3 separate regions of the Mus musculus genome follow, and regions 2 and 3 are each linked to region 1. A link is a loop called in an ENCODE intact Hi-C map of the cell type or tissue named here. Cell type or tissue: left cerebral cortex. All regions are shown on one strand.

Region 1 (8,000 bases):
TTGTTTCTATCCACATGCCACACCCTGTTGGGCTTCTTGAGGGCAGACTTGATCTTCACTGAGAAGCGTCCAGTGTTTAGCACTTTGCTGTGCACACAACCATTGCTCGGCGATGGCCTTCACACAGGCCTTATCACTGTAAGGATGACAGCAGCCTTTGCTGCTCTAGCAGAGGAGTCACTTGAAATCCTGCTTTGCATATCCTTGTGCCCCTACAAGAGGCAGGTTTCTCACACCTCACACACCTGCAAAGTCAGACCAGCTGTTCAGACCTTTAGCACAGGAGGCGGGTGGAGGAGCCGTGTCTCAGACACAGCAAGTGTTTAGTGAGGTGTTGTAGCGGGCACCCACTGTGAGGTCTGCAAAGCAGAAAGGAAGATGGAAAGGTGTCATACCCCAGACCCTGTGCCAGGCTCAATGGGCGCTCAGCTTTGAGAACAAATGTGGTTCTGAAGGACTGCCAGGAGGAGGGCTTCCATTCCCGCACCCGCTCCCAGCTTTGAGAAGAGCCTGGGAAGAATGTGCTAGAGACTCGGCTAATGGCCTTGAGAAGACACACCCTGGAGACTTTGAGCCTAGAGCAATCCCTGAACAAAGCCAGGACTGGCTGCAGCATCCCTAAGTGCCGACCCCAACAGTGTCAGAGCCCCACAGCCTAACATGGGGTAGATCTGGTGGTGCAACTGTTTGGAGAAGGAACAGGCAGTCTGAAGAAAATCTGAAAATCAAGCATCGGCTTGATCTGTTTCAGGATGAGACCGCTCATAGCCAAGTGAACCCGCACCAAAATCTTGTTGTTACTTTGTTCTCACATCTGTATCTAGAAGAGCTGTCAGCTAGGTAACATGCTATCTGCATCCACTCAGATGTAGAGACTTGCAGAGACTCAGACTCCTAACCTCCCTTTTAAAACTAAAAAGAAAGGCAGAGGGGGAAAGCCTTCCAGTAAGTGGCTCGTGCCTCTAAGCTGGTAGATTGTGAACACAAATCCCGAGTTTCTCCTGCTTCTTTCTACTGTGTTACATTGTGAGTCAGGAATTAAGTAATGCTGCTAGACCAAATGCTGCTTACATTCCATCTCATTCTGTCAAGCTCCGGCTGCAGACTCATTTTTCTGCCTCCGTCTTTATTTATTACCACAGGTAGTTCAGATAAAGGGTAATACAAGGAGTGGCTGTCCCAGAAGACTAAAGCTAGCTCAAGATAAAGTGATTAGTCTCCGAGACCACAAAATTCCAGTCTCTCCACAGTACTGAAATTCCAATTTATCCATCAGTCTGCAGGCACAGGTTCCTCCAGGAGGCTTTTGTTTACAGCCGGACACAGATTCTTCTCAAGAATTTTCATTTATACTGTAATTCATTTAAACCATGTAACAATTAAATCACAGAGAAATCACCACCGAGAAGGTAACAGATGTGTCAGAGTTTACACAGCAAAGCACAGTGGAGTCAGGACAGATCCCAGCCCGTGTAGCTACAGAGTCTACAGTGAGAGTCTATGTTCCTGTGTGGGGCTGCCTCTCATTGCACTGAGGCGGCAGCCACAGAGCTGTAGGAGTGCTGCACATGGCTGCGGAGGGAGAGAGAGCTTTTTGTTAAGGCAGTGCAGACCACAGACCACATTTCATCTGTGTTTGATGGTTTTCGAACATCTACCACGTACTTCAGTATTGCATCGGCTTGGTTCCTGCCTGTTCCACCTGGAGCCCAAGACTCTGAAGCCTTTCTGGGATACTCCCTCCTTTAAGCAAAACAACACCATCGGTTTGAGTGTTTGCAGATTGCCCAGTAGAGTTGGAGGTTCAGTTTTTTACAGTTGTTAGCTTTTGTCTGAATTGCAATTATGATTCAAATCTCAGACTCCACTTCTTACATAAGCATAGCCTGGGAAAGCAAGAGAAATGTGTTAGGCACATAGCTTGGTATGAGGAGCCCAGGGTAATGTATCTAGTGAGACCTTGGGATGATTTGAATGAGAGAGAGAGAGAGAGAGAGAGAGAGAGAGAGAGAGAGAGAGAGAGAGAGAGGGGCAGGCCAAGGGTACTACAGAAATGTGTACTTAAGTGATTTCTATTTGAAGCATCAAGCCCACTTACTTCAGGTTCTCTTGCCCTGTTAGAGTATAGTCAAGTGGGGCGGGTGGGGAGAGTTGTTGGTCCCATAGCAAGCAATAATCCCACAATGCCAGTGAGGGATTGCTATATCAATATACCAACCTCCAGGGTGCATGTAGCCATTGATTTATGAAAAGCATAGTTTGTGACCTATGGAGAATTGGTCATCTCTTAGGCGGAGTCAGACGAGACTTCTGCCTCCCAGGCTCAGCGTCTTATTTCTGAAAAGGACAGCCCTGATAGAAATTTCATTCTGCTCTTCCCAGTCAGTGAACAGTGCAAACCTCAAACCCTGTAGAGCCACCCTCCCGGGGTGGGGGTGTGGGCAGCCTTTGTTTCCCACAGGCTTTGCTCCCCATCTCCCAAGTTCCTCTTCTCTCCCTCTGTGACCTGTGTCCCTTCCCTTTTCCTGGGAGAGCTCTCTTCCCCAGGCCCAATGTTTTCTCAGCTCTTCATTGGTTAGCCACTAGCTTCTCCCTCATCCTTGGAGTCAGGAGCTGCGGGTGTGTGTGTGTGTGTGTGTGTGTGTGTGTGTGTGCGCGCGCGCGCACTTCTCCACTGCTCCCTCAGGGCTGATTCCTATCCTACCTTTAAGATCCTAGCACTTTCTGGGGTGGAGGCTTTGACTACATCATCCTGACACCTGCCGATATTCCCTCCCTTCCCTCCCTCCAGCCGACCCTTAGGCATATCTAGTGCTATAGGCGACACCCACTAGTAACAGGGGGTTTCCTTCCATACCATCCTGCTGTTAATACTCTAGCCTCTCAGCTCTCAACCTTTGCCCCTTCTGTGACCTCTCTGCTCCATCACCCTTCCTGAGACGCCCTGAGAGTTTGCACCTCTAGGAGCCACTGACTATGCAGCCGCTAATCTGGGAATCCCAACACCCAGCCCTGTACTCTGCTGTCCACTCCCTTTGCTTTCAGCTGTGCTGCGTTTGGCCATCCCTGGACTTAATCAGGACTTCAGATCCCTCTCACTTCCCACCCACTCAGCTCGTTCATCCTAGTGTATATTAGTCTCAGGCTTAATAGTCCACTGGTGAGCAGCTGAGGCAGGAGACTAGCTATTTATCCCTAAGGCAATCTTGTGTAAAGGAGGCAGGGTTACTTCTCCTAAGGTGTTGGAATGTTGTTGACAAAACATGAGGCAAGAGATGTGAGATGGGCTACAAGGACAAAACACCATGCTTTCCCCGGCACAACTTCCACAGATGGACTCTCAGATGAAGTCATTTGGCTGGCTTTCCATCCGCGTCTCACCTCTTTCTGCATAAAGCCAGGATTTTGAAAGTTCCCTTTCAAGACAGCTTCTGCTTGGTTGTGAACGTGGGCACTGTGTGATCTCCAAGAGTGAAGTGGCTGAGGGATCCTGAGGCTGAGAACATATGGGTGACAGTCTGCTTCTTCTAACAAGACATCTGCTAGGCTCTCCCGCCTCGGAGCATATGCTGTGGTTTGCCAATTGTTTTCATAAATATTAATCTCTGAGATCTCAACTGACAGACAAGTTGTTCTCTTGGGTTCTTTTCTTATTTTCACACTCCATGTTTGAATGATTCTGCCGCATTACAGTGAAAACTTTTTTTTTTTTAAATACAAAGTTTATATTTTGAAAAAGGGGGCTACCAAGTGTTTAAAGACAAAGCATGACTTTTCCCTTTGCATTGGGATTTTCCTTCTTTCGTAGTTTTAACTAAATATTTTGTCTTGCATTGGTTTGTGGAAGCACGTGATTCACTCCACCCTTCACCAGTACCTCAGGATGGCATTGAGTGATCGGTTGGTTGAGGTAATTATTCTGTCCTCCTCTAAAAGGATAAATGCATATGTCTTAGTCCAAAAGTATGAATTTTAAACTTGAATCATGATTATGGACTGTGAATAGTTCAGAGACTGTGCGCTTGAATCAGTGCTCTCCAGCAGGTGGCGCTCATGAGCGAGGTGGTGGAAATGAGGTCGCATCTCATTGGTGGAAATGATTCTCCGGGGCGGGGCTTTGAGATTTTATAGTCTGGCCCCATCTCTTGTCCTGTGTTTGCGACTACAGACACCACGTGACCAGATGCCTTTCACTCCTGCCAATGCCTTCTGGTTCCCTTTCCTTCAAGTTACTTCTTGTCAGCTCGCAGCAAAAGGAAAAGTAACTAAAATATACGTTAGGTTAACACGGAATTCCCAATCAGTGAGATAACTGCGTAACCCTGTATCGCGATCAGCACGCCCGCTGCCTGCACTGTTATTTTATGGCGGTTGGCAGCTGTATTGACCATATGTAGCTCTGCAGTCTCTCTGCGGTTCAGAGGAAGATTTTAAGCCACGTGCTGCTGAGTTTCGGCTTGTTTTTTATCATGTGGCACTCCTCGCTTATTCAACTGTTTTCTCTAGAGGCCAGTTTTCAGAGCATTTTAAAGGGTCACGATTATTGCAAAATAATAAAATCATTTTAATCTCAAGAATGGAAGGTATCCCATCCACATAGGTGCTTGATCTGAAATCTGTCAGGCAGTTGGCATTTTGTGTGATGCTGAGGATAAGAAACAGCAGTTGACAACATTTGCAGGAATGCTGTGTGGTCTTCTTGCTGTGTGGTCCTATTACTGGGTTAGACAGTCTCCTTAATTAGCCACCTCCTAGGCACTGGACTCAACCAGTCGTCTTTTTCCAGGGCATATTTAAGAGCCCCCCCTCCCCCAGTGTGTGTTACTGCATGAATGTGTGGAGGTCAGAGGACAACCTCTGCTGTGGTCAGTCTACCTTGTTGCACACGGGGTCTCTGTGTCGTTTGCCATGTTCCTGTTTAGCTTTTATGGCCAACTTGATACATCCCACAGTTATCTAAGTTAACACATCCAGGGAATCACTTCCATCAAACTGGCCTGTGGGCATTTTTTATTGCTAATTGATTTAGGAGGACCAGCCTACCATGGGCAGTACTATCCCTAGGCAGAGGGCCCTGGACTGTCCAAAAAAGGTAGCTGAGCAGGATCGAGAGAGAAACAACTAGTAACAGTTACTCCATAGTTTCCATTCAGTTCTTGCCTCAAGTTCCTGACCTGACTTCATTCACTGGTGGCCTGTGACCTGGAAGTGTAAGCTAAAATAAGCCCTTCCTCCCCTAAGTTCTTTAGTCAGAGCGACAGAGAACCAAGCTAAGACAGTTAGCATGCTAAATGTACCAGACTCTCTGGCCCTGAGCTTCTGGGGACTCTCCTGTGTGCACCCCTATCCCTGGTGTAGGATGCTGGGGTTGCAGGCATTGTACCACCACACCCAGCTTTACACAGGTTCTGGGGATCTGAACTCAGGTCCTTCTGCTTGCACCGTAAGCCCTTCACCCTCTGAGCCCTCTTCTCAGCTGGAGGGGAGATCTTCATGAGCGATCTGAGCGTTGGTTTATCTCTTCACTCCTTCATTCTTGATTTTAAAAGTAGAACACCACAACGGAGGAGAAGACATAGATAAAGTGACCTCTTCTGAGAGCCATGGAGGAGATATCTGCATCCTGCTTCTCTGGTGGGCTTGCAGGTGGCTGTCATGTCCCCTCACGTCTTCAGTCATTCTGCCTTTGCATATATGCTTATCCAAATTTTCTCTTAGCATGACATTAGTTGTACAGAATTAAGGCCAGCCCAATGGCTGCATATTAATTTAATGGCCCCTTCAAGGATGGTTTTTTTCATTCAGAGTTGGGAAGTGGGGTTTGGGGCAGCAGGACTTACCTGTGATTGTGGGTGGAATATGCTCAGACTGACACAGTTTCGTTCTCTGGTCACCCCACTGTGGGTCATATGTGAATGCCTCCTGTCTGCTTCTTGTGTCCTTGTGCAGAGGGCAGGCACACTGCGGACAGCAGGTCTTTGGCATACACTACAGAATTAGGAAGGTGTTTTGAAACATGTTTATCTAAACATGTTCAAACCAACAAAAGAAATTTAAAAGGGTTTCTGCCTTCCTCTTGGATGGTATCCCTACGTTCAAACAAAAGAGCTGACTGATAGAAGTGTTCCAATGACACTGAGACCTCTGTGTGGATGTCTGAGCAGAAAGTTTGATTGGGTACTGAAAGAGCTACTGTATAGAAAAAAGCAATGTGGGAATTGGAAAATCCATAGAATTTTTAAGTTTTCATGGTCACAGTTTTTAGCCCAGTGATGCAGTATGCAGTATACAGTCCCTCCAATTTTTATTGACCAGTTTTAATGGTTGATGTCCTTTGGTATTTAGCAGTTCTTCTGGGGTATCCTTTCATCAGCCTGGTCCCTTTCATAGTAAATGCATGTATAAATACTTTATCCAGGTCCCTGATGAGAGCTTGGGGTTGAGTGTGTAGGACTGGGTGGTCTGGGTTTGATTGTCAGCAATGCAAAACAAACAACAAACAAACAGCAAACAACAAACACCCTTCGCCAAAAACTGTGCCTTGTTATGGAGTAGGCACCTGTCTTAGTTAGGGTTTTACTGATGTGAACAGACACCATGACCAAGGCAAGTCTGATAAGGTCGACATTTAATTGGGGCTGGCTTACAGGTTCAGAGGTTCAGTCCATTGTCATCAAGCTGGGAACATGGCAGCATCCAGGCAGGCATGGTGCAGGAGGAGCTGAGAGTTCTATGTCTTCATCTGAAGGATGATAGCAGAATACTGACTTCAAGGCAGCTAGGGTCTTATAGCCCACACCCACAGTGACACACCTACTCCAACAAGGCCACACCTCCTAATAGTGCCACTCGCTGGGCCGAGCATATACAAACCATCACAGCTCCCTACATTCTGTAAGTTTTCATAAGTCACAAATGATTTTGCTATTCATTTTGGAAAGTAGCCAGTCTTTAAAAGGCTGGTGGTCGCTTCTAAGATGCATATAAAGCAGTGTTAGGAAACAGCAGTTTTAGCCCCAGTGACTGATACAGCTGCGTCTCCATGTGTTATTCCTTATGCCCTCTATGAGAGATAAAAGTGAAAGAGTAAGTTCTCATCATTTTAATGAAGACTGTGACTCATGCCAGTGCTTCATGAACATCTTGGCTTCTGCACTTACCATGTCCTATAGCAGCATCTTACCTCTCAGTAATAAAAATTCTCCATGTCAGTTATATTTTAAACCAGCTTGCTTATCCCAGTAAGAGAGGAATAGGCAATCAGAATTGGGGAAAATGAAACTTGAAACCTGGCCTGGTGTCTCAGTCTTGTAATTCCCAGATAGTCAGAAGGCTGAGGCAGGAGGATTATAAGATCAAAATCTACCTGAGTTTAAGGACAGCCTGAGCAACTTAGTGAGATCCTGAGGCAAAATAAAGAGTAAAGGGTGGTTTGGGGGTGGAGCTTAGAGGTGGAGGGCTTGCCCAACATGTTTCAGACTCCGAGTTTAACAGCCAGAGCCTCTGCATGCATGCATGCATGAATGAATGAATGAATGAATGAATGAATGACTGAGCACAACTTCAAGGTATGAGCAGAATAAGCCACTGCCCTCCAGTAGGTACCAACATAACTGTATGGCCATCGCTGGTGGTTTCTGTTTCCTTGATGGTATAATCTCCCCCTGAGGTTTCAGGGCCCACTGCTTTGCTATGACACAGGAAGACCGAATCTCTGCCATTTAGATAGATTTGTGTGTTTGTATGAGCGCAGTAAACACCACCAAGGAACATGGTGGCAGATTCACACGGGTGGGCGAGGAGACAGCACCTGTGGAAGGTGAGACTGAGCTACGTTGTTTTTAGAAACAGAAGGAATCCAACCTACAGAACAGTAGCCATGGGAACAGCCCCAGAGGTGCTCCTCTGAGCCATAAGGAGTGGGGGAAATCTAGGAGCGTTAAGAGAAAACAAAAATAAAAACAAAACACAGACAGCTAGCAACAAACCCAGTGTTTACG
Region 2 (8,000 bases), 890 kb after region 1:
AAGTTCATCTTCATGTTGATATGTAGGAAATTTGTCCAATAGGGTGGGCTAATGCCCAGGAATCATTAAGCTATGTGATAGTGATAGGAAAGGTCTATTAGCAGCAAGAAGCAATCCTGCCATGAAGTCTCTGAGGAGACTTCTTGTATCTCAGCGCTCACCCATCACAGTGTTACAAAATGGTGGGCCATCTCCTGAAAGCTCACTTGCTTGCTTTAGCCTTTCCTAGATGGCTTCTGACAGACCCTGATGGAGAAGTTTTTATGTCACTGGCTTTGAGATTCCAAAAGGCCACATCAGGCCCGTTTAACTCTTTCGGCCTCAAGGTTGTGTCTCAAGTAGTTCCCAACCGTGGTGCCCATGTCAGGCCTACATGCTTGTTGCCTGGCTTCTTACTGATGATCCTGACCCTGACCCTCTGAAACTGTAAGCCTGAATGAACACCTCTTTCATAATTGACTGGTCACGGATTCTAATCACAGCAATAGAAACATAGCTGAGCCAGGCAGCTTTCTGGTGTTTTAAGTGTTTCCTCTAAAAGACAAGGACAAGGCACAGCCAGGTCTTCCTGAAGCTCCCGTTTGTCCCCACATTTCTGTGCTCTTACCTCTCTGACTTAGCATCATCCTTTGGTTCAAGGTTGGAAACAGCACTGCAGCCCTAATGTGTGAGCGCTCTGGCCCATACAGTGAGACATTAACAGAGTGCCTGTTCCTCACAGCCTGGTGTCCCCCATGTACTGACCTCTCGGCGTGTCCTCAAGAAGAAGACAGGCCAGATTCTCCACCTGAAGATCTAAACGCGAGAGGCTGACCTGGGAGCTGGGAACCGGGCTTGGAGCAGAGCTCCGGTCCCCTGCAAGAGCAGTATGCACCTAACCCAGGGAGCCAACTCTCCAGCTCCTACAGGAAGCATTCATATCCCAAAGGACTAGCTCCTCTGAGGGCGTCAGTCTCACAAAATACTGCAAGAATCCAGGTCTTGCTTTCAGTGTTGCTAGCCCAATAGATTGTCAATTATTGAGACAAACACAAGCAAACCCAACTTCTGCCCCGGGGTCTTGGCTAATGGAATTCCTGCATGACAGTGTGTGCAGTCCATGTGGGAGTTCTTCAGCAATCTGGCAGTGATGCAGGCACTCTGAAGAGACTTGCAGAGGCGCACGTCTCTCAGTCCGACTATCAGGGTGTTGAAACAACAGACCCCAGCCAGATAAATGAGAATTTTCCAGGAAGCTCATGCTAGTCAATGGAACCGGCACCAGCCAGAGGGGAAACTTATCTCTTGGAGAAAGATTTCACACAGATCTAACAACTCATAAGACCAATGTACAGGATGAGACTCAAGCCCAGACAAGGCTGGGTCCATACTGGGCAGGGCCACATCTTGACCAGGACTAGTTAGATATACATATTTCTAGCCCTCTATTTAGACTGGGACTTCACTTCATGACCCCAAAGAACTAAGGGAATGTTGCTGGATGTCTTTGTCCCTCTCCCCATGTGGCCACATTGAATAAACCACCTTCCTCTGCCTCACACCTTTAACTTCGCTCTTTTTTTTTATTACTGGCTTCTTGAGTATGGGTTGGTCAACCTGATTTAGGGGTTGTGACCCCTAAGTTGATAACTGGACTGAGAGCTGTATATGGACGAGAGGCAGGACACAGAATGCTGCAGAATCAGGGCTTTTCACCAGCCAGAGAACACTGGTAAGGCTTGGGGGGCTTTTCCTGTCTGACTAGCCACCTGTTATGAACTTGCTGACCCTCTGAGGCACACTTGATTACACACTTGATTACAGAACAGAGCAGAACACAGAGCTTGGTGGAAATGAGTCTAGGTAAACATCACCAGCTCTGGCCTCAGGCATCACCACTGTTCTAGATCTGTAGACTGAATATGCCACTAATTCAGGGTGTTAACCCATAACCAGTCACAGCTCAGATTCTCAGCAGGTAATCCTGTACACTGGATTAGGTTCTCCTGATGAAGTACTAGTGATAAGTCTTTCTGTGAACTGAGCTGTGGGCATTGATCCTTATTCCTAATGGCCCACACTAGATGTAGGATGTCTTAGAGCCCCTACGGACCTGCCTTGAGACCTTCCTTGACAGCTAAAGGTCTCTAGCAGACCCAAGCATGGCAGACATGGAGCCAACAGGTTTTGCCTTTCTCTCTCCCCATTGCTAAACCACAGATTATATTTCTAAAGCTAGCCACCAAGGTCTATTCCTTTATTTGACTACTTCCTCTTGAGGCTGACTACCAATGTTCAGTTATCAAAGTATTCAAGTACAGCAGTCAATGCCCCCTTTGGCTGCCACAATTTGTATGCCATTCAAAACAAACCAACTCATCCTAACACAGAGTTTCCTCTCTCCTTTGATAAACTGCCGTTTACCTGTGGATCATGTCTGCCTCCCCTATTGTCAGGAGCAATCTAGGAAAGGCTAAGGCTAGCAGGTGACCGTCCTGGAGATGACCCACCATCTTTGCATGGTTTGTGATGGGCGCACTCTTGAGAGACATGGCCATGGAGCTGTGAGAGCATCCAGGATTGCTTCTCGCAGCTGTTGTGCCTTTCCTACCAATACTGCATACCCTAAGGATTCCTGGGCATCAACCCACCCTACCGGTCACATTTCCTGAAGAGCAACATGAAGATGAACTTCCAGGAATTAATTATGTTTAGATGAATGAATGATTTAATGTAATTCCTGATTTGATTAAAATACTCTTAAGAAGAAAGGGTTTTTTTTTTCTTCAATTTGCCAAGCTGTGACTTTATTAACTGACCAGGTTACAAAAATATCATGGGTGACACCTTAGTTCATCCATCTAATAAGCTTGTTTATCTGGTCGTCCCTGTTGCCAGCATCTCCACCTTCTACAACGTGAGTTCTGTTTTTCTTCTTTCCACCTTGTGGGAAGGTCATTTGAAGCCACGGGAAGCTACTTGCTTTCTTGAATCCTTTTCCAGCTGTTTAGATCTCATGACCTAGATCCTCCATGCAGGCGATGCCAAATGTACCAAGAGATCGAGCAATCAACGAATTATCTGTCAAGGCGATCCGCTTCTTGTTGATTTTGCCATAGCCTCACTTGTAAATGAGCTTGTTTACTGACTTCAGGTTGGGATACCCCCGTGCAATGTACGGTTCCACAATCCGCAGCATGATAATTGAAGCCTTGTTGAGCTTAACAAAGGTGCCAGTGAAGATCTGTAGAAGACGAAGAAGCTGCACTACCTTGCGGACTTTTGGGCTTACTCCTCTGATACCTCGGATTGTGATGACAAAGGCCAGTTTTGGTTCTGCGGGCACATTGAAGTTCCCAGCTCTCCTTGCCATCCTGGCCATCCGAATCGCAGTCCAGTATGTCTGCCTATACTTGTGGTAGTGCCTTGCCTTCTCACAGCTGAGCTTCCTCCTTCCCTCTCGCAGTGTCTTCAGGGCAAACTTCTTCCTCGGGTGATTCACCTCCAACTCTGCGAAATTCCTTTGCTTTTTCTTAAGGGTTTCTGGCACAGCGGCAACCTTCTTTTTCTTCTCTGGAACATCCTCCATGCTTCCAGCCGGAAAAGGAGTGAGGAGGAAGAAAGTTTTAAGAGGTGGTTTTAGTTGTTTTGCTAGAAAAGTTATATTCATGAATAGAATGTGCCCACGCCTCATGATGGTAAGTAAAGGCTTCATAATAGGAAGTACAATGAGCTTTCATAATTATAATAAAAAGATAAATAAATAGGCTTGGGACAAATCTGCGTTCAAGGGAAAATATTCAGGGTCAAAGATGAAGCTACAGGTGTGCACTATGTTAAGGCAAGGCCATGTAAAAACTGTGGCTCTGAACTTGTAACGAGCTTACAGTGTGAAACACTGCTTTGAACTTGTTATCGATACCTTCCTGTAACTCCCCTTTTTTGTAACATCTTCTCTATGAGGTAATTCTTTCTTACATAGAGAACTTTTGCCTTAAAGCTATAAAAAAACAAGCCAATAAAGGAAGGTGGTGCAGCCATTTTCCACTTTGCTGAGTGTGAGTTGTCTGTGTGAGCTCTTTCCCTTTCTTTTCTCTCTGGTTTAGAAAGCATTAGCAAGCTCTGAGCCTCTCAGCTGGCCCTCCAGGGACTCCCGGCAGACTCCCCAGAGAAAGAAGCTCTATTAATAAATCCTTTTACTTAATTTCCAGCTGCTATACACATGTTAATTCACTAGAAATCAGCACTTATTTAAGCACAAAGAGTTAAGTTTTCAGTGCTTTTTTGAAGCACAGAATAGCAATAAAGAGTTAAGTTCCCAAAATTCAATAAAGCACAGAGAGTTAAAGAGGGGGAAAAAAGCCAGCTGTCTTCAACCACAGAGTAAGCAAGAGAGTGTTAAGTTTCCAGAAGCCATCAGCTTCTAGCCTCCAGTGCATTTGTAAGGCCAGAGATTATCAGTCTTGTGGCTTTCATCCAATGCTGTGATCCACCTCAGCTCTGAAACCCAAAAGGTTGGGACAGACACTGGACACTCTCTATCCAGAGGCAGTGCGTTGTCCATCTGAGGCAAACGTTTCTTCCCCCCTCCCCATATTCCTTGCCCCTTCCCCCTAGTTCTCCATAGTCCTGTCTCTTACTTTCTGCCCTCCGTCCCTCTGGAGCAAATAAGTCTCCTTTGTGCTGAGAACTTGGTCTTGGTGTGTCCTGTGCTTACTCCAGTCCTTTCCTACCAGCCTTAGCCTTTCCCGGATGTCTCCTGACACCCTTCCATCTCTGCACTAACTGTATTGTTTTCTTTCAGCCCCCAAAGTGACTATCAGCTTCCACAGTTCTCCAGTCGCCACGTCTCCACCATCTGTTCGCTACAATGTTGCTGTCAGCTGCCTTTGCTGATCCTGTCTGCCCAGCTTCTCCCTTACTGCATCATGGTACACTGTGTGGGAAGAGCGAAGGAGCCAGCATGCTGGGCTCTGCTCATGCTGGTGAAAGACATTATTACATGGTTTTAAGATCGCATAACACCAGGGCGTATCAGCACTCTCTCATCCAACAGAGGAGACCAGAGCCTAGGCACTCTCCTGCCTAGCTATTACAGAGGCCTCAGCCTATCCCAGGAGGGAAAACAAACTTTCTCCTGTCCGTTCCATTTTAAGTGAGATAACTGTTCCTATAGGTCATCCTGACATGGATTTCCCCTTTCCCTTGATTATCCGCCATTTTCCTATGGATCATGTCAGTCTCCTCTCTATCCAGAGGCAGTCTGTTGTCCCTCAGGGGCAGATATCCCTTCCCCCCTCTCATAGCCCTTTCCCCTTCTCCCCGGTCTGTCTCCTGTCTCTGTCTCTTACTCCTTGCCCTTTGTCTTGGGTGCCTTTGGGATACACCTTAGACATTTTAAGGAAAAGCTAATTTGGAGCCAACACAAAGGGAATGAGAGATCAGAACCTTTTTAGAAACCATTGAGTAGTCTGGTGACCTACCAAGAAGCACTTTGATGTTCATGCCCAAAGCCCAGCCTAAGTGGTTCTTGTAAAATAGCCACCATCTTATGAGTTGAAAAGCTCTGCATACCACCATATCTGCATTAAAGCTATAACCTAAGTGTGCGCATGTTACACGGCTGAATTAATGGGAGAAAATGAATGATAAAAGCATGGCGAGAGCAGAAACTATACAAAAAACGATTCCTTCCTCATGCACACCCTGCATGTGTGCGTGTATCTCTTCTCTGTCCCCCTGACCAAACTGTCTAACAAATAGAACTTAAGGGACAAGAATGTGGCTCGGGCGCTGTCCCTGTGCTCTTTGAACAGCATCGGGCATGTCACAGTGTTGTCACTTCACTTCTTAAAAGACGCAGGGCAATAAGGAGGAGCATACAGGAAATGGCCAGCGAAAGACCAGAGTCTGCACAGAACACACTGAGACCAAGTTCTCAGCACAAATGAGATTCCTTTGCTGCGGAGGGACAAAGGGCAGGGAGTAAGAGACAGACAGGAGACAGAGGACTAGGGAGAAGGGGAAGGGACTATGGGGAGGAGGGAAGGGATAGCTTCCCCAGAGGGACAATGGACTGCCTCTGGATAGAGAGGATACACACATGATCCATAGGAAAATAAAGGTTTATCAAGAGAAAGGGGAAGCCCGTGTCAGGGTGAGTTGCTTTGTTTTAACTGGATATGTTAACTAGGTGAGCCAATAGGGGGCTTCTGGCTACCAGACTCCAATACTTAGATAGCTGGACCTGTGTGGTCAGCCCCAGGAGGAGGAAATGGTTAATAAGGGACTAGACCTTGGTGGCTAGCTTTAGGAATATAATCTGTGGTTTAGCAAGGAGGAGAGAGAAAGGCAAGACCTGTCAGCACCATGCCTGCTCAGGCCCACTAGGGCCCTTCAGCCAGGGTGACACCACCCCCAAAACCCACCTCCCACATCTCACCAAAGGTGAGCTGATTATGAACCCATCAAGAAATCAATTCATCCATTAGGCCTGAGTCCTGGCTGTCGCATAAAGCTCCACCACAAACACACAGATCCGCAGAGCAGTGTGCTTCACTGGGTGTTAGTTACAACTGAGTAGATAATCACAGCTCCACACCATAGTGAGTATGCCCAAGATCTACTAATTACAATCTTAATCTAAGAGTAGCATGTTAGGAAATTCTCTAAATAGCTCAACTGTGTATTTTTGTAACAACTGGAACACATTTCTAGTCTGGTCGTATTATCTACTTTTGCTTCTCAAAACCTTCAGGCAGATAAATTAATTTTTAAAATATGTGGTACTATACAGGCTCATCTTACTGAGCTATAAAAAGTGACATTCAGGCATATTGACATGAATGAACTGACATAAGCCAGGCGCTAAAGAACATGGAATGTGGGGGTCACTTTATCTCAGGAGAGAAATCTACAGAGCTCAGGAGCACGGCCCAGCTTTCCTGGGGTCTGGAGTGGAAAAAGGGGATGGGAAAATGTTTACTGTGTGGGTACACTGAAAAGGCTCTAGAAATGGACTCTGGGGACAGTTGTCCAGACTTGTGGATGAACTTAAGACTGTCGTACTGACCACTTAAAGATGGTCAGGACATTTGCCACCAACCTCTGGCAGTACCTGTCGAGGATCTGCAAGATGAGAAGCCACAGTCTATAGCGTCTAGAAGAACCCCTTACTCAACGGGATACTTTCTCACGTGCCCTGGTGGGTCTAATGATCCACATAGGCACCACCAGTGTTTGGGGTGGAGTAGACAGTCTAGCTGCTGAGAACACGGGCCCCGGTATCTCTGCATTCGGCTCCAGACTCAGGTAGACTTGTACATTTTCAGAAAACGGTCCATTCCACTTTATGCCGAGATTATGCTATTAGGCATCACCTCTGAGTTCCAAGCTGACTAAACTGTGTGGGCTGTTCTGTTTCATGGTTGCCATAGAAACAGTTGCCACAATGCTTTGGAGAGAACAGAAGGGACTCTAAGAATGTACAGATAGTGTTGGCTTTTCCTGGCTTCTGATCTCTTCAGCAGCCTACGTCTGTGATGACTCCACATTCACAGTGGGAATAAACATCCAGAAAGGTCTGTGACTTTGGACAATAAACACTCTCCTAACAAGCTTCTCCTACCCCCATCCCAACCCTTTTCCTCAAAGATCAGTAGTAAAAACACAGAAACCAAGGATTACATAAGCTTCAGGTATCTCCAGTTACCTCTCCGGCCCACAGAGGTATAGTGAACATAGTTAAAAAAAAAAAAAAAAAAAAAAAAAGCTTCCTGACATCTAAAAATAGCATAGTCCACTACAGCCAAGACTGCACCTAATAACCAAAACTCAGCAACATCACTCACTCGAGATAAGACACAGCCCTGGAACCCCACAATACCCATGAAACAGTATGTAAGCAGAGGCCAGGAGCAATGCTATATTAACTACGAGTGTCTAGCTTCTCACTCTTGACAAGACACGTCCTAAATCCAAAACAGGTTCTACCTCAGGTTTCCGTTGTGTTGGAGGACTGT
Region 3 (8,000 bases), 120 kb before region 1:
GAAACAAACACCAACTAAAACAAAACCCCAAAAGCAAAACAACAGCAGCTAGCTAGGGAAATGGCTCAGCTGGGAGATTGCTTAAGCAGATGACGGCTATCCCTGGGACCTGCAGTGTGGTTGGCGCTCCTCGCTCAGGTTGCCAAAGGGTCTGGTGCCCTCTTCTGGTCTCTACAAGTACTGCACCTGCATTCAGGAACCCACTTGTGCCCCCACCTTCACCCCCACCCCCAAAGGACTAGAAAGCAAGACTATGAGCGTGAATCATGGGCTTCTGTGATTTCAGTCTGTTTCCTTCTGTTGTGTGAGTGTAAGACTGCTGGCATCCTGCATCTGACTCGGTACAGTTAGCGAGACTCTTGTGGCGACCTGACTTTCTCTTCTGCACACTGCACTTTAATTGTGTGTTTTGATGAAGGCTACCTGTCGATATTGCCAGTAACCACTACATTCTCTCATCCACTCTCTCCACCTTGTGGACCCTGAATTTGATCTTGGCTATCTCACGGTCTTATAAATGCATGAAATATTCTTAGAACTCGGGTCATTTCCCCACAGTGACACCTCTCCTCCCCGGTTATAGGCATCACAACTTGGGAATCAAGATAAGCATATCTTTCCATGGCAGTTTCTACACTTAGATGCTGATGACTGTAAACATATAAGACTGATGTAAACATCATTCATTTAACAGCCTCTTTCGTGCGGCATGATCTTCCCTTTAGCTTAAAAGCCTCTGAGGTCCCGGGAAATCTTTCCTTCAGCATAAGAGCCTATCTGTGGAGTCGTTCTGTTTTGGCTCACACCTTTCTGTTTGCTGGAGGCAGGAGAGGAGATGTTGCAGTCTCTTGGGGTGTGGCTTGCATTCCTCAGACCTGTCACACATGGCTCTGTGTGACATTCCCGTCAGTAGCCCACATCTCATCTGTGAAGAATTAAGGATTAAGAACATTTCTCAGAAGGGGAATTGTGAAGTTAAATGAATGAACTCTCAAAAGCATTTTTAAAGAAACATCACACAAGAGGTTCTGCAAACTCAAATTAGTCCTACTTCTCTTACTTGTGGTGATCTCTCTCCCTTATCTCCTGATTAAAATTCAACCTGCCCTTTAATGGTTTCCTTGAACACCAGGAATAATTATTTTTTTTAATTTTATGCATATGAGTATACTGTACTGTATGTATGTCACTGTTTTCAGACACACCAGAAGAGGTCATCAGATCCCATTACAGATGGTTTGAGCCCCCATGTGGTTGCTGGGAACTGAACTCAGGACCTCTGGAAGAGCAGTCAATGTTCTTAACCACTAAGCCATCTCTCCAGCCTTCAGGAATAATTCTTATATAAATTAGCTCATCACAGATCACTCCATCCCTCCTGTGACCTATGTTATTTACAAATTATTCATTTCTTTCTCCTAGCTCTGGTCAAATTCTGCTTTGTAGTATAGCTGACCTTATTTATGTCTTATTTTCCTTCTGAGGTCACAGGGTTGGTGGCCAGGGATAGGAGTCTTGCCTAAAATAGCACAGGCCACAAAGTTTTCTCCTTAAAGATGCTCTGTTAGTGTTTATTACAAAAGTTCTCTCTCTCTCTCCACCATGCCTGACTTACAATTCAGTTTTTTTCTTTTTTTTTCTTTTTTTTCTTGTATTTTCTTCAATTACATTTCCAATGCTATCCCAAAAGCCCCCCCCCCCCCCACTCCTCTACCCACCCATTCCCATTTTTTGGCCCTGGCATTCCCCTGTACTGGGGCATATAACGTTTGCCTGACCAATGGGCCTCTCTTTCCAGTGATGGCCGACTAGGTCATCTTTTGATACATATGCAGCTAGAGTCAAGAGCTCCGGGGTACTGGTTAGTTCATAATGTTGTTCCTCCGATAGGGTTGCAGATCTCTTTAGCTCCTTGGATACTTTCTCTAGCTCCTCCATTGGGGGCCCTGACAATTCAGTTTTTTAGCATCATGAAATATTTTCCTTTAAAGTCCTAAAATATCCAGGAACTGCCTTAGCACAACTTTTTCTTCCTTCTTTAGCAACATTCTTCTTTATGCATCATTCACTAATTACTTTGATAACTACGGCTGTTACTATATTTGGGGAAGAGACAAAGTAGTAGACTTTGAGGTGTGCATAATTTATTGTTTACAGCTAATGTCTGTGAATGCATGTGGCTGTAAGTTTATTTGGGTGTTTTTCTTTCTCTCTAGTAGTAACTTTTCTCACAGCCATGACACAATACTATCAACAGCAACAGAAGAAGAAATGGCTTATTTTGCTACAGTTGCAGGCTATGGGCCATCTTGGTGGGGACGACAAGGTGGCAGGGCTCTGAGGCAGTCACCCCGAGGAGCAGAGCCAGATGGATGCTGGTGCCGATCTCAGTTTGTCTTTTTATTCAGCCTGGAGCTCTTCAGTCTGTGAGATGTTGTTGCTCCATTCAGGACTGTCTTCCCTCCTCAGTAAACCTCTCTGATTGTAAACCCAGTCAGGCCCACAGTGACGGCCCATGTCATCTTTTTTCCTCCCTCCCTTTTTAACATTATTAGTTTGTGCTTTGCTGACTGATGGAGATGACTGGCAAGCAGACAAAGACAGGGATGTGTGACTTTTACCCACACAGACCTGTGGACATCATGGGTCTCCATAGGCTTGTGGCTCAGTCTCACATGTCCACAGATCTGGGGCTCAGTCAGACTTCAAAGACTTGGGACTCAGTTATGCATTTCCATAGTTTTGGGCTCAGCCATAGGCTTCACAGACTGGGGGCTCCATCATAGAGTTTCCCCCTCATTTTGTAGACAAGGACTCCCAGTTCTCTGGGACTGGATGACTTTTCCCAAGGCCCGAAGCTTTAAAATAAAAGGCCTGGGTGCTCTTGATAGGGTTTAGAGTGTGGCATGGTCTGTGGTAGAACATGGGCAGCACCGCCAAGGGCAGAAGCTGTTTTGTGTTGGGCTTGGTTGGGTGGATTCTCGTTTCTGTTTACATCCTGCTTATGTGTGAGCCATGGCTCTGAGCTTGGATTTACTATTACCTGGAACTAAGTATTCTAATTCATCAAATGTAACCCTTTGATACAGCTTTAGATACAGTCTGGCTAACTTTGCATTGGTTACATTTCTGTTACTAGATAAGATACTCCAACACAGGCAGCTTAAGGAAAGAAGGTTTATTCTGGTTTACCTGTTTCTGGCTACATTCCATCATGGCAAGGATGTCACAGTGGCAGGAGCTCACTATGGCTGGCCACATCCACAGTTCAAAACAGCTTGCTTCTTAGTTTTAGGTGGTCCAGGATCAAGACCCAGCAATGTTGTCTCTTACTTTAGTGGACTCTTCTCCGCCACACTGGCGAGGTCAGAGGCTAAACTAACCTGGGTAATCCCTCACAGGTGTGCCCAAAGGCTTGCGAGTCCGGATTCTGCCAAGTTGTGGATCACTACTGACCCACAGATTATATACATATATATATATATATATATAATATAAATGTAATATATTTATATAATATATGTTAATAGATAAATAAATGTAAAATAAAAATATATATCTGTGATGGGATTTATGTATAGTACATAATGGCTATACATAATTATAATATAAGGAATATAAGAAACAAACAAGAGTACAAAGCCAAAGCCCACGTGACCATGTGTCACAGCGCAGATGACACCACAGACGACAGCTCCTCTCTCCCTCAGCCCAGCTCTCTTCCACCATTTTCAGATAAATGAGCTCTGAGTGAAGCCACATGGTGGGTGGATTATGGTTTTGTTTTGTATTTTTATTTCTCTAGTACAATACTTCAGTTGTCGTTCTAAGTCCTCAGTGGCAGGGCAGCTGGCTGTTTGTCATGAAGCTCTGTTGACTCTTCTTCATAGCAGAGTGCTGTCCCTATGTTCTCATGAAGTGTGGTTCCAGTGGGCATGCCACCTGTGGCTTCTTCTCCTCTCCCCATGTCTCGTAGTGGTTCCTAGAAAACCCCCTGCCTCCATCTGCCCCTCTGCCTTGTGCCCTGTTACATTCTGAGCGTTGCATCATCTCTGATCATGAATCTATTGGTCTATCAAACCTGCTTGGCCAACCACACTTTGGTAAATTCTTTGGGTCTGGGTTCCAGGTCAGTAGTGGGATCACTGGAGGAATCTTCTTTGTGTGTGTGGTATTTAAGCATGTTCACAGTGTATGTGTGTGTGTGTGTGTGTGTGTATGGGGGGGGGGGAAGAGGGAGAGACAAGGTGCATGCTGGGATTGATCTCAGATCATCCAGCTTTCAGTGATGCTTTATCCATTGGGACATCTTATGGGCCCAGGTTCAGCACATTCTTACTGGCACTTTTAATTTAAAACAAATTTTGCTTTGTTTTTCAGCTTAATCCTGACTATCGAGATGCTCAAAATGAAGGAAAAAATGTGGTGAGTAGACTTTCCTGTCAGTTTGTCCCAAATGTTCCACATCTTATTTTATACGAATAAATCAAAAGACATTTTACTAACAAGCTTGAAGACTAGGACCCCATTCTTAATTGAAGGAATGGTCAGAGAAGCATGTGGGCTCAGATGCTATCCCCATCCCTGCCAGCAGGGGGCGCTAAGGGAATTCCTGCCTCTTGAAGGCTGGTTATTGCAAGACGCCGAGGCTTCTGGGAAATAGGCTATGGTAGGTCTATGTTCAGTTTCCAGAAGTACATGGAAGTACTATCTAAAAGGGGGGCGGGCAGTGAAATGGTTCTTGGGTGTTTCCGGAGGGTCTGAACTCTGTTCCCCAAACCCATATGGTAGAAGGAGAAAACCAACTCACAAGAGTTGGACTTTACATGTCTGTTGTGGCATCTGTCCCCCACATCCATGCACATCCATGCACATACATACATGAAAACTAAATGTAATAGGAAGTTATAAAGAGGGCTGGAGGGGTAGCTCATGATACAGGGTTTACATGTGAGGCTGTAGGTTCAGTCCTCAGTACTGGGGGACAAGTTGCTTCTAGGAAGGCACCCATCAAACCTTCCCACTGTGTGGCTTAATTACAGCTCTGCTCTGCTTCCTGCATGGACGGTGGCCATGCAGCTGGCTGTGTGGGTTGAGCAGAGTGGGTGGACACAGAAAATGCAGCTTCACGGAGCGGTTAGGAAGCAGGATTCTGTGCTAAGCAGTAGACTCAGGGTGACATCCCTTCTCACTAATCAAGCCTTGTTTGGCTGCGCTGCTCTCCTCCTAATTCCTCAACTCCACTAAAGCTGAGAAGAACATGCCTGTGTTTGAGAGCTTGTCCCCAGATTCACTGCAATCACACACAGGGCAGGTGGTCTGCATTCTGGACTGTGCCAGTCTCCTGTGAGAGACCGCCAGCAGCAGAGGTTTGGTTTAATGAGCCTGTCTCCAGAGCCTCAAGTTTGACTGTAAAGAAAACTGAGCCCGTGAAGGTGTAGTGCGCACAGTGTGGCTTCTTGTTCCATAATCTGTTTGTCACATTGCAGTAATTACACTTCTGTCTGAAGAGGAAAGGAGAAGGGTTGTTAGAGTCGATCTGCAGCCTGTGACAGAGAAGATCAATTTCCCAAAACAGAGCGCCGGCCTCTCACGCAGAGTTCCAGTAACAGTGATGGCGATGATGCTGATTTTCCCCTTAATTTTCCCCGCGTTGGCGACTTAATGACCTGCTAATATTTTTTCCTGTAATTCAGAAACCTTTATCAAAACGTCACCTTCCATTTTGGAAGTCTCAGAGGTTAATGCAGGGTGTTGCAGAAATGAGGCTGTGTGTGTCGGGGCTCCCATTAAGGCCGAATTGCTGTGTTCACTTTACAAAGGGGCCCATTATTTCCAATCTTACAAATGCAGCTTCCCTGTGCACCCGGTAGACATTGGCACCGTGTCAAGCCCAGCTGGGAACCTGATGGTCATTATTTCTTCTCGAAGGTCCACATTTTTTCAGATGGCTCTGCAGAGGGGATTTTTTTAAAAAAAATTCTCTGCAATGCCATTCGTATTACCAAACATATTTATGTGGCAAGGGATCTGATTATTTTGAAGGCAGTTCTGTTGGGGTCTCACAGCCTCTGCATTATTGGCACAGTGGACCAAATAATTCTTTGTGGTGGTGGCAAGATGAGCTCTGTATGAGTAGTGGGGTGTCCTCTGCCTAAGTCGTAGCGGGTGTTCCCTCAATGGTAGAGGGGCACCCCCTGGAAGGCAGGCTGATGGCAGCATGCTGATCTCATCTTACTGGGTGTTAGAAGCTTCACCCCACCCCAGCTCTCAGCTGTGACAACCAAAAATGTGTCCAGAAATTTTCAGATGTCCTCTAAGCATCAAAATCCTCCTATGTGGCCAGGAACAGACCTGCGTGTGTTTATACACATGGAAATGTTCTAGAAAAAGGAGACTGTTGAAGAAGCACTTTCAAATTCTGATCTGTAGAATTTGGAGATGGGGGTTTAGGTTCTGTCAGATCTTCACATTGCCATGGGTTTCACTCCAGGCTCACTGGCAGTAAGATGGGCAGACTTAGAAAGCAGAAAGGATCCCTCAGGAAGCTCTGGGGATGAGGCTTACAGAGACAGAGAAACTCCCGGCAGCTTCCGGAAGCAGCCTGGGATGTGTGGCTTCCCCAAGCAGAGTTGGAGGTTGGGCTGAGGAGGGAGGGGAGAGCCATGACAGAAATGTGGCAGCCTTCTGCAGCCTGTACGTCAGCTCCAAACTCAGACAGAGCTTCTCCCAGCACGTCTTAGGCTCCAACAGCACAGAAATGTGATGTTCAATCTAAAGTCAGTGACTCACCATGACTCAACACAAAGGTGTCCTGGGGTGCCCTGAAGTACACCTTTCCAGGAGAGGGGGCTGGAGCAGGAGCACAGCCATCAGCTCCCTTGTGGCTTTGAATCAGGGCAGGTGCCTCCCTGTGCAGCTCTCCCTGTTCAGTGCCTCCCTGTGCAGCCCAAAGTGTGCAGTGCCTCCCTGTGCAGTGCCTTCCCGTGCAACCCTTCCTGTGTGGTGCCTCCCTGTGCAGCCCTCCCTGTGCAGCTCTCCCTGTGCAGTGCCTCCCTGTGCAGCCTTCCCTGTTCAGTGCCTCCCTGTGCGGTGCCTCCCTGTTCAGTGCCTCTCTGTGCAGTTCTCCCTGTGCAGCCCTCCATGTGCAGCCTTCCTTGTACAGTGCCTCCCTCTGCAGCCCTCCCTGTGCAGCCCACCCTGTGCAGTGCCTCCCTGTGCAGCCCACCCTGTGCAGTGCCTCCCTGTGCAGCCCTCCCTGTACAGCTCTCCCTGTGCAGCCTACCCTGTGCAGTGCCTTCCTGTGCAGCCCTCCCTGTGCAGCCCTCCCTGTGCAGTGCCTCCCTGTGCAGCCCTCCCTGTGCAGCTCTCCCTGTGCAGTGCCTCCCTGTGTAGCCCACCCTGTGCAGTGCCTTCTTGTGCAGCCCACCCTGTGCAGTGCCTCCCTATGCAGCCCTCCCTGTGCAGCCCACCCTGTGCAGCCCACCCTGTGCAGTGCCTTCCTGTGCAGCCCTCCCTGTGCAGCCCTCCCTGTGCAGCCCTCCCTGTGCAGTCCACCCTGTGCAGTGCCTCCCTGTGCAGCTCTCCCTGTGCAGCCCACCCTGTGCAGTGCCCCCTGTGCAACCCTCACTGTGCAGTGCCTCCCTGTGCAGCCCTCCTTGGGCAGTGTGCAGCCTTCCCTATGCAGTCCCTCCCTGTGCAGCCCTCTTTGTGCAGTTCTCCCTGTGCAGTGACTCCCTGTGGAGCCTACCCTGTGCAGTGCTTTCTTGTTGCAGTCCACCCTGTGCAGTGCCTCCCTGTGCAGCCCTCCCTGTGCAGCACACCCTGTGCAGTGCCTCCCTGTGCAGCCCACCCTGTCCAGTGCCTTCTTGTGCAGTCCACCCTGTGCAGTGCCTCCCTGTGCAGCCCTCCCTGTGCAGTGCCTCCCTGTTCAGTGCCTCCCTGTGCAGCCCACCCTGTGCAGTGCCTCCCTGTGCAGCCCACCCTGTGCAGTGCCTCCC

What was found. Hi-C counts contacts between places; a loop is a spot of excess contacts. Peaks named below come from ENCODE experiments on the same cell type or tissue, not always from the same donor. Only the 100,000 strongest peaks of a DNase experiment are listed, where the experiment ranks them.
Region 2: a loop joins it to region 1, with 4 times the contacts of the local background. A loop is called at or near these places in 3 of 42 quality-filtered maps.
Region 3: it touches region 1 in a loop (5-fold over the local background); 5 of 42 quality-filtered maps call a loop at or near these places.

What each region holds. Positions count from the first base shown.
Region 1 is chr6:146,277,721-146,285,720 of GRCm38, reverse strand. The region is part of intron 37 of Itpr2 (inositol 1,4,5-triphosphate receptor 2); the gene reads left to right. Among named protein-coding and RNA genes, the nearest start is that of Gm35596, 62 kb to the right of the region's middle. In left cerebral cortex, a CTCF peak has its summit at 4,038 (motif pointing right); DNase peaks (open chromatin) are centred at 1,803, 3,493, 4,052, 7,794 and 2 more places.
Region 2 is chr6:145,386,994-145,394,993 of GRCm38, reverse strand. It overlaps the pseudogene 1700073E17Rik and a transcript of Lmntd1 not described here. Among named protein-coding and RNA genes, the nearest start is that of Gm38926, 43 kb to the right of the region's middle. In left cerebral cortex, a CTCF peak has its summit at 4,970; DNase peaks (open chromatin) are centred at 4,864 and 7,435; H3K27ac peaks cover 1,237 bases.
Region 3 is chr6:146,402,183-146,410,182 of GRCm38, reverse strand. Itpr2 (inositol 1,4,5-triphosphate receptor 2) reads left to right here. Exons shown (of 57, transcript NM_019923.4): 10 at 4,381-4,425. Among named protein-coding and RNA genes, the nearest start is that of Itpr2, 96 kb to the left of the region's middle. In left cerebral cortex, CTCF peaks have their summits at 127 (motif pointing left) and 4,591 (motif pointing right); DNase peaks (open chromatin) are centred at 140, 4,649, 5,099 and 6,699; H3K27ac peaks cover 272 bases.